Regions from separate parts of the Homo sapiens genome. Here region 2 is linked to region 1. A link is a loop called in an ENCODE intact Hi-C map of the cell type or tissue named here. Cell type or tissue: mammary epithelial cell. All regions are shown on one strand. Links, peaks and the distances in the headings refer to the core of each region. The heading gives the core; the rest is flanking DNA.

What was found. Peaks named below come from ENCODE experiments on the same cell type or tissue, not always from the same donor. Only the 100,000 strongest peaks of a DNase experiment are listed, where the experiment ranks them.
Region 2: a loop joins it to region 1, with 3 times the contacts of the local background. A loop is called at or near these places in 4 of 110 quality-filtered maps.

Annotation. Positions count from the first base shown.
Region 1 is chr20:7,839,440-7,844,828 of GRCh38, forward strand. No RefSeq gene overlaps it. Among named protein-coding and RNA genes, the nearest start is that of HAO1, 98 kb to the right of the region's middle. In mammary epithelial cell, for the core only: no CTCF peak of the experiment used is centred there; DNase peaks (open chromatin) are centred at 1,972 and 2,672; H3K27ac peaks cover 2,932 bases.
Region 2 is chr20:7,770,208-7,775,596 of GRCh38, forward strand. No RefSeq gene overlaps it. Among named protein-coding and RNA genes, the nearest start is that of HAO1, 170 kb to the right of the region's middle. In mammary epithelial cell, for the core only: no CTCF peak of the experiment used is centred there; DNase peaks (open chromatin) are centred at 504 and 2,374; H3K27ac peaks cover 2,243 bases.

The sequences.
Region 1 (5,389 bases), core at 332-5,331:
CATTCTCAGACTCCAGAATTGAAAAATGGCTTAATGGGATTCTTCCCGTTTGCCTAGAAGTTAGAAGATGTGGAATCTTGTCCCACTTTGTCACTGACCATTCTTTTGAATTTGAGCAACACAATCAACATAAATGAGCCTTAGTTAATGTATTTATGAAATAAGAAATGGTTAGTTTCAATATATCTGAAGTCCTTTACATCAAGAAAAATATAAATTGTTCAATTGTATTTTTTTTTTTTTTTTTTTTGAGACGGAGTCTCGCTCTGTCGCCCAGGCTGCAGTGCAGTGGCACCATCTCGGCTCACTGCAAGCTCTGCCTCCCGGGTTCATGCCATTCTCCTGCCTCAGCCTCCCAAGTAGCTGGGACTACAGGCACCCGCCACCACTCCCAGCTAATTCTTTGTATTTTGTTTAGTAGGGACGGGGTTTCACCATGTTAGCCAGGATGGTCTTGATCTCCTGACCTCGTGATCCGCCCGCCTCGGCCTCCCAAAGTGCTGGGATTACAGGCATGAGCTACCGCGCCCGGCCATTTAATTGTATTTTAAAGCAAAATTATATTGTGTGCCTTACCCATTTCCCCTTCTCCAATGATCTCATTCTTGATCTGAAGCTTTTTGGAAAATTTCAGCCAGTAACTCTGAATTATTAATTATACTCCTGGCCTTTTCTAGACAAGGGAATATACAATAGCCTACAAATGTGGTAAACAAATTATTAGTCAACAGATATTTACTGAGAAACTACTAGAGACAAAGTACTATATAAAACTAATTAGTATTAGAGCCTCACTGGAACCAACTATGGGGCATAACTGGTAATATTATTAAACAGTGAAGCTCCCAGGTAATGGATTAGAGTAGAGATACATACCTTAAAGAGGCAGGAGACTCTCCATCTAAGCCTGGATAGTTCCCAGAGGGACAGTGTTAGCATACTTGAGAAAGAAATGCATTTGATAGAAACAGCATTGATCAGCCTTGGAAGCATAGAGATATAACCTTGAGAACCTGTCTAGCACAATTTAGATCCACTGGTACCCCTATTGAAGAGTCCTCAAGGATGAAAGAGATATAACTATCAGGCTAAATTGTAACTGGAATTTAGTTCTTCCAACTAATTCCACTTTCATGGTATCCATGCCCACTAAACTACCATCTGATTCTAATTTGACATCCCACATATCTGTCACTGTTAAGCATGGAAAATATGATTTCCCTCGAATAAAAATAATAGATTTTTCTGACTGGGATTAGCAGCTCTTGGTGCACTGATAAATCTGTATTCTGAGCTTCTTGAAGTGTTGGCAGGAAGAAGGGGCTGTCTATAATGAACTTCGTATAATAATGCCAGACTTTCCCAAGGAAACCACACATCATAACCGGGCTTCTTTCCCCTTAAGCTTCAACACATTTATTTATTCTTTATCTCTGTTCTCTCTTATTTCTTCTTATTCTTATCCTCTTCCCTCTCCTTCAATTTGCCTCAACAAAGATAATGAACTGACGTGGGCTTGGGTTTTAAAAATATTTGGGATTAGACAGATGTTAGAAGAAGGCATTTCAAAGAGAGGGGCAATTAAATTGGGTTGGGGGATTAAGGAGACCAGCCTCAGGCAGTTTAAGGAGTGATGCTAAGTGAGGTGAGACTAGAAGCTTAAGTCATGTCCAGATCATAAAGATTTCCAAATGGCATTAAGGAATCTGGCCCCAGGCAGTTGACTGAGAGTTTTTAGGATTTCTCAAAAAATAAAGACATAGACCAAAGTTGAATTTTAGGAAGATTATGTATATTAAATACAATCATACATGAAGGAGTATGTGTGTAGTATTAACTATAAACTATACTTAACACAAAAGTACATAGGTCAGTACTTTCAACTTCAATCAAAGAGATTACACATTCCTCTTTAGTGAATGGAGGTAAGGAACTTGTAGAAAATGACTAATGTTTACTCACAAGGAGACAACTGGAAGGAGCTGGAGGGATGTGGGTATGTACATGAGTAATGGAAGGAGGAAAGAAAAGAAAGAATAGAGATTTCTATAATTCATCCAGTACCTTTCCTCAGGGGTAGAGTTTGGCTTTCAAATGACCAGCAAGTCAACATTGGCAGCAGCTCAGCCACCAGAGCAATATCCAGGAAGCTACTGGAATCACAGAGGATTTTGAAACACATGTGTCTGGATTTCAGTGTTATTCCTGAATAAGTCTGTAGTCTTCCCTCAACACCTCCTTCTGTGAGAAATGGAAACTCGGGCAACACAAGGCAAGGAGGGACAACTGGACACACCAGCTGAATCATAACATCTGGTGAAGACTTCTCTGCTATCACAGAATCTGAGAGATGGCTAATACTCAGACCAGCTCCCAAGAGTAGCTTTTCCTGCAGGAGGGTGCAACAGCCTCAGGATTTCAGCTCAGGGGGAAATATGTCTGTATGAGTAGGAGAGAAATGGAGTTGTGTGTAAGCATATGTTTGTGGTTTTCGAAGCAGAGGACAAACACAAAATCACATAGCCTCCTGGTCTGATGGGTTTCCCTGACTTGGATGTTTCAGTGATGCAGTTTGGCCCTAGAGCCTTCATCTGAGCTAAGGTTCCCTCCCTCCCTTTTTGCTTCAGCTCAGTGTTTTGCTTGAATCTGAGTCATAAGCTCCTTAAGCTGGCAGGAAGCGGATAGTCGGGCTGGCAGCTTGCTCTCCCCCAAGCAGAGGGAGTGTCTTGGCTGACACCTAAGCAACCTTTTCCATCCCCAGACTCTGTAACAGAACCAATGAGCATTAGAAGAATGGAAGGCTGGGCTATACTCACAGAGTAGAAGAGAAAAACCATCCTATAGAAATCCAATAGCTCAAGCCATGGTTTTAAAAAAAATGGCTTATGGAATTTCCTCAGCCACTCATGATGTCCTTACAATATTTTGTGTTTATCCCTCAAAGCTTGTCTATGTACACTCTCAACCTAGCTCCCACCCCAGCTCTACAGGTCTTTATTCTCCATCCAGTTTCTGAATGATTTTCCCCTCTAGCAAACTCCATCCTTCCCTCTACTTCTCCTAAACCACAGCCACTCTAACAGCTAAGTTCATACTCTGAAAGCTTGCCCTGTAGGGACTTAGAGCAGAATACTACCAAGTATGACATCTTGGCATGCTGAGTACTTTGAAATGGAGGAGATAGGAAAGGCCTCTGCAACAAGGTATCTCCAACCTTTTCCCTCTTTCTTCTGTCTTCTAAGACATGTCATAGAAACCAGATTCCTCTCCCAAAGGTGGGTCATAGAAATTAGAACTCCTCTACCCCAAAGCAAACCATAAAACTTAGAAAGGCCACATTCTGACTTACCTCCCTTGAAAGTAGGCCATAAGACCCTCATTCCAGAGGGTCCTGCCCCATATCCAGGGGGAAATAATGCTACACAGAGAGATCAGGAAGAATCTGAACAAACAGGTCTTGCTAGGGTCTCCTCTTTCCCCCAGTTTATTACCATTAGATCATACCTTTTTTGTCAAATCATGTTTCTCCACAACTATCCACTTCTTTCATTAGACTTAGCATAAAAACACACAGCTTTCCCTGGGTCTTCAGGTCTTCATTTCTGAAGGCTCCCATGTCATGTAAAACTTTGTTAAATAAATGTGTGATGTGTTTCTCTTGCTAACCTGTCTTTTGTTATAGGAGTGTTAGTCATGGCCTTTGTGATGGATGAGGGAAAGGTATATTTTTTTATCCTTTCGGCCCCCATTCATGGGCAAAGTAATAAGCTACAATCTGAAGGAATTAAGGAAAGGCCTCTCTCCTGCCCAGTTCCAGAAGTCCTGCTTTACTGCATGATGAAGAGTACAGATGTGATCAGAAAGGAAGGAAACACTGAGACATTATCACTCATTGATACTCCAGCTCCCATCAGTTGTCAAATTAACTTCAACAAAGATCAAGGGCACAAGCAAAGAAGGAATCAGATTTGGGGGAAGCAGAAAAACTAGGAGAGAAAAGTCTGGCATATGAAGCTTGTCATACCTAATGATACTACAATGTGGGTGACCTTGGAAGCTGTAGTTCAGGAAAAGGGAGGGTGGGGGTCTGAACACCTGGATGGAGAGAATCTGCCAAAAGAGCTAAGGGGTGTTGAAAAGTCATGGCAGAATGTTGGCAGCAATCCTTACCTCCTTCATAGTTTTTCCTTCCACCAACCTGATTACTTAAGTTTAGGACTGAGACTTGGCAGGATTTTTGCATGCAGACCCCAATAGAAAAAGTCTGTCTCACCCAAGACAATTCCAGCACTCTGTATGCTCCTTTCCCAACTCCTTCTGACTCCCTTGCAACATCCCACCATCATGTGCCTTCCCCTGGCCCTGATCCCAGCCTACTCAGACCTCACTTCTGACATGGGGCAAGACTTCAAGCCCAGGGCCTCTGGCCTTTTTTCTACCTGATGATTCTCTGCTTCTTCCTGTCTGCACCATTGCCTGATACCTTCTGATTGCTCAGACCAGAGCTCTACTGTCAATCAAGTGCTTGACCCCCAGAAGGCAGTCTTTGGCTTTCCAATTTAGGGAAAGTAAAAACAAAACAGAACAAAAAATATCCCTAAAATATTTGAAACAGGTTATGTTTGGAAAGTTAAAGCTGGTGAATGCTGAATGTGTAAAATAACGTCTCCCACTATTCTAGAGAGAACTTTGCAAAGCAGCTATAGTTCCTATATTAGAAATATATGCAGTTTTGTTATGAATTGAGCTCTTTCTTTTTACAGACACTGGCTCTTTGTTTATTTCAGATGTGAGCAGCTACACAGCTGCTCCCCCGTTCAATATTTGCAGCATATTAGTTATGAGAGATAACACTGAATTATTAATACAAATAATGTGTTAATACTGACCCACCTGTATGTGGAAAGGGCCTTGGAAAATAGTTTCTACGCTTATTTTAAAATGATATTCAAACGAAATTTTCATAGGGGAGAAGAGGACACACATTCATAAGCACCAGGCTCAAGAAAGTCCATCTCTTTTTTTCAAATTTGTTTAGATGAGATGTGCTCTTCACTCTTTCCCCACAAGTCCATTCTGAACATTTGAATGCCAATCTCCTTGAAGATAGATTGATCTTAGAGGAATTCAAACAAACTAAGATTTTGTGGCTTGGTGTTTGGGCATTGCAGACCTTATCTGACAGTCTGGGTTTAGAAATATAAGGAACAGAAGCAATCAATCAGAAAGCAAGAAACTTAATAACAAACTGGTAGGAAACAGAAGTGACTGCAGGAAAACTTCATTCATTCAAAGAGTTGAAGAAAGACTAAAATGATGAAATGTGACTTACAGAAGAAAGAGTTAGGTGAGAATCTAAATCTAAATTCTTAAAATAATTCTGTCTCTA
Region 2 (5,389 bases), core at 295-5,294, 69 kb before region 1:
CAGGATCGCACACACACACACACACACACACACACACAAAAGTGCTTCTTCTTATTTGTATTTTAACAGACAGTAGAGCTCTCTTATAATAATAACTACTTCCTTCCTGGTTTTTCATTGTTTGGTATGGCTTAATAAAATGAATACGTCTTTGCTTTTTCCCATCCTAAGTATAGATTTAACCTGTTCTCATGAAAAAGTATAAAGAATTAGTTTACTGTAGACTTATTATGTCTTTCTATTTTTATCATTTGTTTTTAGAAATTGGTGAGCCCATTCATGATTACACATATGAACAAATCAGTTCCCAGTAACTCTGGCAGATTTCTAAGCAATCTTGCTTAGAAAACACCTGGTAAAATATACTTTCATTCAACTTCAGGTGATTCAAAAGCAGCTGAAAGTCACTTAAGTGGAAATACAAATATGATGCTGCTTTTCAAATCAAAAGCAAGATCTCAACTCCACAGGATGTGGCAGATTGCCAGGTGTTTCATTTCTGACCAACAACTATACTGTCGGGAGCTTCTCTACGTAATTGACAAACCAAAACCCAAAGCACCAAGGTTAACAATTCACTTCTCTTTGGCCACAGAACTGGTATTGTGTTATTCCTGTACTGCACATAAATCACTTTCATAGGGCCATTAGAGGGTTGTTTTGAGGCCTAGAAGACTAAAATCAAACCTCTGGGTAGCTGAGCAATGTCAGAACAAGGTACAGAGTGGGTTTAGGGTCACTTTGGAGCCACTGTCAGTTTTCTTCTTTTTTTGCTTCTGAAGCTGCAAAATCATTTTGGCCCAAGGGCAGTCCACTTGAATTCTATGCAGACAAGAGACAGACTCGTGGTTTCTCCACAAGATTTTGATGTACTAGATCAGGACATCAAACATCAGCCCATCTCCAGATATAAAAAGCAACTTCGTAGGTTTTCAGATTATGTTTTGCCAACCATCTGGACTATGAGACAGATACTTGAGACAGAGGATGTTACAGGAGCTGACCACCATTGTCACAAATCATTGGTGTGCAGAGGTTGAGGTGCCTCACTCTTCCCTGTATGTGTGCCACAGGACTCTCCAGAGAGCTGGTAAAGAATAGGAAATTAATGTAAATGTGTGTTACACTGAGTGTGTGAAATTGCTAAAGAAAAGATTAAATTATTACTTGATCGTGTTATTTAACTTCCTTTCTTTCGAACGAATAGAAGGAAATGAAAATTGACATTTCTCAATGCCTATAATGTCAGTTGCCCTACATAATTTATATATGTACATTTTAGTTATAAATAATATAATGGGACATAATTAAAAGTCCCATTTAATTCTCACAATAAATGTATGAAAAGAAAAAATAAGTCCTTAGAACATCCATAACCTACCTCAGTTTATACAAATAATCAAGTGAAATCATTTCAGAATTTGAATACAAGTTGTAGTGGCTTCACAAAATATGATATTCCCACCCTTATGCCCAATGCCATGTGGGCTATGATCTAAGCCCTAACTAAACAGTAAAATATATTCTCTTCTGCTGATTTTCTTCTTTTTTTTAAACTCATAAAAGAAGTGAAAATTTTTCCATACAGTTTACATTTTTACTAATCTTTTCCTCTATGATAAACTTTTGGTAGGGCCTTCTATTTATGAAGTGAGCCATGCTCTTTTCATGACCCTATTTGTTCAAGGCATAGTGGGTAATACTGAGATGAAGCAGGCACTGACCCTACCTTCAGTTTGTTGGTTAGTACAGGGCATTGCATACAAAGAGTTATCATACACGGGGAAAGATTCATGTACACTTTATTATTTCAGCCAGACTTTGAAGGATTAAATTGGGAGAGGAGAAAACACCATAAGCAAAGGGAACAGCATAGACAATCATGGTGTGTATATAGGAGCGGGAAATAATTCAAGATTGCCAGGACAGAGGTTGCATGGAGTGAACTGTAAACAGAAAGAAATAAATTGTGACCATATCAAACTGTATCAGAGGTTAAGCAAGGAAGTCCAGAGGAGAGAAGAGTTGAAGACTGTGAGGATTCTTACAATTCTTCATTTCTCTCTGTATCCACATCCTTTGCCATGTAACATTTCTGGGCCACCGACCTGGGGATGGGGTGATTTGTCCCTTCACTTCGGCTCAATCATATGACTTGCTTAGGCCAATGGAGTGTTAGCAGGTGTGACACAAGCAGAATCTAGAAATGGGCTTGTTCACTGGGGCTTGCTTTACTATGCCTCCGCCATTGCCATGAGAAAATGCTTGAGATAGCATGTTGGAGAATGAATACATAGGAAGTAGAGCCAAGCTGCTCCAGCTGCACAGTTGCCTGAGCCAAGAGTCTAGATCAGCCAACAACCAGGCAAGCCCAGACATGTAAGTTAAGCATAGTTCAGCAGAGTCACCCGGCCAACTCCCAGATGACTCCAGACATGTGAGCAATAAACCCAAATTGTCATATGACACTGAGGTGTTTTTGTTATTTGTTACACAGCAATAATAATACAACTAACACAGGTAATAAATACAACTAACACAGGATGTGATAAGATTGAAGACAGATAGGTAATGGAGAGAATGATAAGAAATAGAGAGATAGCCAATACACAGAGTATTGAGAATATGCAAGAAAATTCACCATCACCAATAGAGATGGTATAAGATTTTTAAGGAAAATATCTCAACAACTTGCCCCCCAAATATATGTAGGGTATTTAAACACCTGAGACTGAAATAAGTTGTCAGCAGTTCCTCCATATCATAACAACACTCCAAATTAAAGAGTGATACTTAGTAAATTTTACTCAGCCTGCAGACTGATGGCCTTCTTTCTCTGTACCCATTCTTTGTTTTGTCCATCATGATATTTCCCTTCATGTCCATTTATTCATAAATAAATGCGCATCTTTGAAATATTCTTTGAAACAGAAAGTTATATTGAGGGCAAGAAATAAGGCTAGTTATTGAGGCAATCTCTTATCTGCAATTCACAAGTATCAACAGTTTGAAACCTCAAGGTTTCGGTAACTTATTCATGGCAAAAGCTGACCTTCACTGACAAGGTTTATGTTTGTTTGTTTTTTGTAATATTTATCCCACTTAGTTTCACTGCAGAAATATTAATGTGTTTGAATATGGAGTATTGTATTGCCTTGACTCAGACCTCACTAATACATGGGATATTTCTCAAGGACAAAAAAAATTCTAAAATACATCTGGGCCCACGGGTTTCAGATACAGAATTGTAGATTGTATTTTAATAATGCAAATGGAAAATGGAAAGTAGTTGGAGAGTAAACTGAAAATGCATCCGTAGGAATAGAGGAGAGTAGGAAAGAAAGTCTTAGTCAATAAATGTGCAGTGAGTTGTGAGAAAAGGGAGGTTTAAAAGGGGAAAAGAAAAAGGAAAACATAATTAGAGCCATTTTACTTCAAATATTGCAAATAAGCCACCAGAAAATGTAAAAGCACAGTTGCATGTCCTTTATGTGAAGAACAAAGGGATCGTTTCATGCTGATGTCATCATCAGATAGCAGAATTTCTTGTTTTTCTCCTTTTGATCTCACAAAATACTTTTGCATCAGAAAATTTAAAGTGGAGATTCTCAAACTTAGGTCCATTATGTTTTCCTGTGATTATTATGTAGATTATCCATGAACAATATTGAGAAACACACTGACATAAAACCTAATCAAGGACTTTTGAATATGAATTGCATATAATAAACTTTCACTTGGCTTGGGGTTATTTGTTCAAATACTATGAATTTGTCATCTATTTTTTTTTTTCTGCCAAGGAAGCATCCTCTTTTCTGTGAATAACATCTCCTAGGGAATATTTTCTTCACTTGTTTTTAGTCATGGAATTCTACAATAGACTTTCAGTTATATTACACTACCCCCAGGCAGAGCCAGTTGGCCTAAAGTTGAATGTAAGACACTAACAGGGTCCAAACAAAAGAACTAAATTTGGAATTTTCTATTTCAAAACAAAGGAATGAGGAAAAGTCTCTCCCTGTTTGCAAAGCATTAACATATTCCTTGAGAGGGTATCCATGGCCATATCTGTCATTTAGATCAGGAGTGTTCAATCTTTTGGCTTCCCTGGGGCACATTGGAAGAAGAAGAATTGTCTTGATCCACACATAAAATATAATAACACTAACTATAGATGATGGCCAAAAATAAATAAATAAATAAGAAAAAAATTAAAATTAAAAAAACTCACAAAAAAATCTCATAATATGTTAAGAAAGTTTACAAATTTGTGTTGGGCCACATTCAAAGCTGTCCTGGGTCCCATGGGCCATGGGTTGAACAAGCTTGATGAAGACAGTTCACAGCAAGAGAAATGAAAGTTATGATACGGTGAAAGAAGCAGACACAAGAGTGTGAGGAAGAGTATTCTGGTACATTTGAGTTCTTGATTCTATTTGTTTAGGAAAACCAGATGTCTCTTTGCCCTTCCAAAAATTATATGAGACCCAATATCCTTCAAATATTTTTTCCCGTGGCCTAAATGGCATGGTTAGGTTTCTATCACTTACAACCTAGTTTGTTCTACTTCTTAATTCTTGTATTTGTACTTTATTTTTCTTATTTTAGAAAATTAATTCAGAATCAACTACATATACTATTATATAGTTCTAATCTTTGTATTTCTGAACATACTTTGTTGTGTATGGCTTTCCTCAACAAATTTTGTAAAAGCAGAACTCTGCTTCTCTCCAATTATATAAATAGCTAAGAGTATTCACTGGTGCAAAACAAGTTTAAAAATAATTCTGTTAAAAATAGTTGTAATTACACACTTTATCATGGATTGAGAATTTTTTAAAATACACAGGGTACAAGATACACTACTGGACTTCTGGTGCAGTAATAAATAACCCCAAAGTCTCAGCAGCTCACAACAAACTTATATTTCTTGCTTGTGATTCAGTAGGTCAGCTGAAGCAGCTCTGCTCCAAGTGCACAGCAGGTTTCGAACTGTTCCATTTAGCTTCTCATTTTTTTACCCAGGCTGAAGCCCCACCCCATCTGGAATGCCTTGCTCTTGTGACATTTACATGCCAAAGCTCAATGGGCAGTAGAAACAAAAATGCTTCTCATAATCTCCCTGAGAGCTGGCCTACTTGCATGTATTCCACTGGAGAGCTCAAGTTACACGACCAGGCCCAAAGTCAATAAGACAAGCTAATCTTCTCCATCCATGCTAGACACATAAAGACAGAAGAAAATGAAGAATTGTGCCCAAATAACATAAGCTTCCACATAATACTGAAAAAGAGCAAACAAAAATCCATTTAAAAATATGTTGACAAATTAGGAAAATTGAATATGTATCCTCTAGTCTAATACATACACACACACACACACACACACA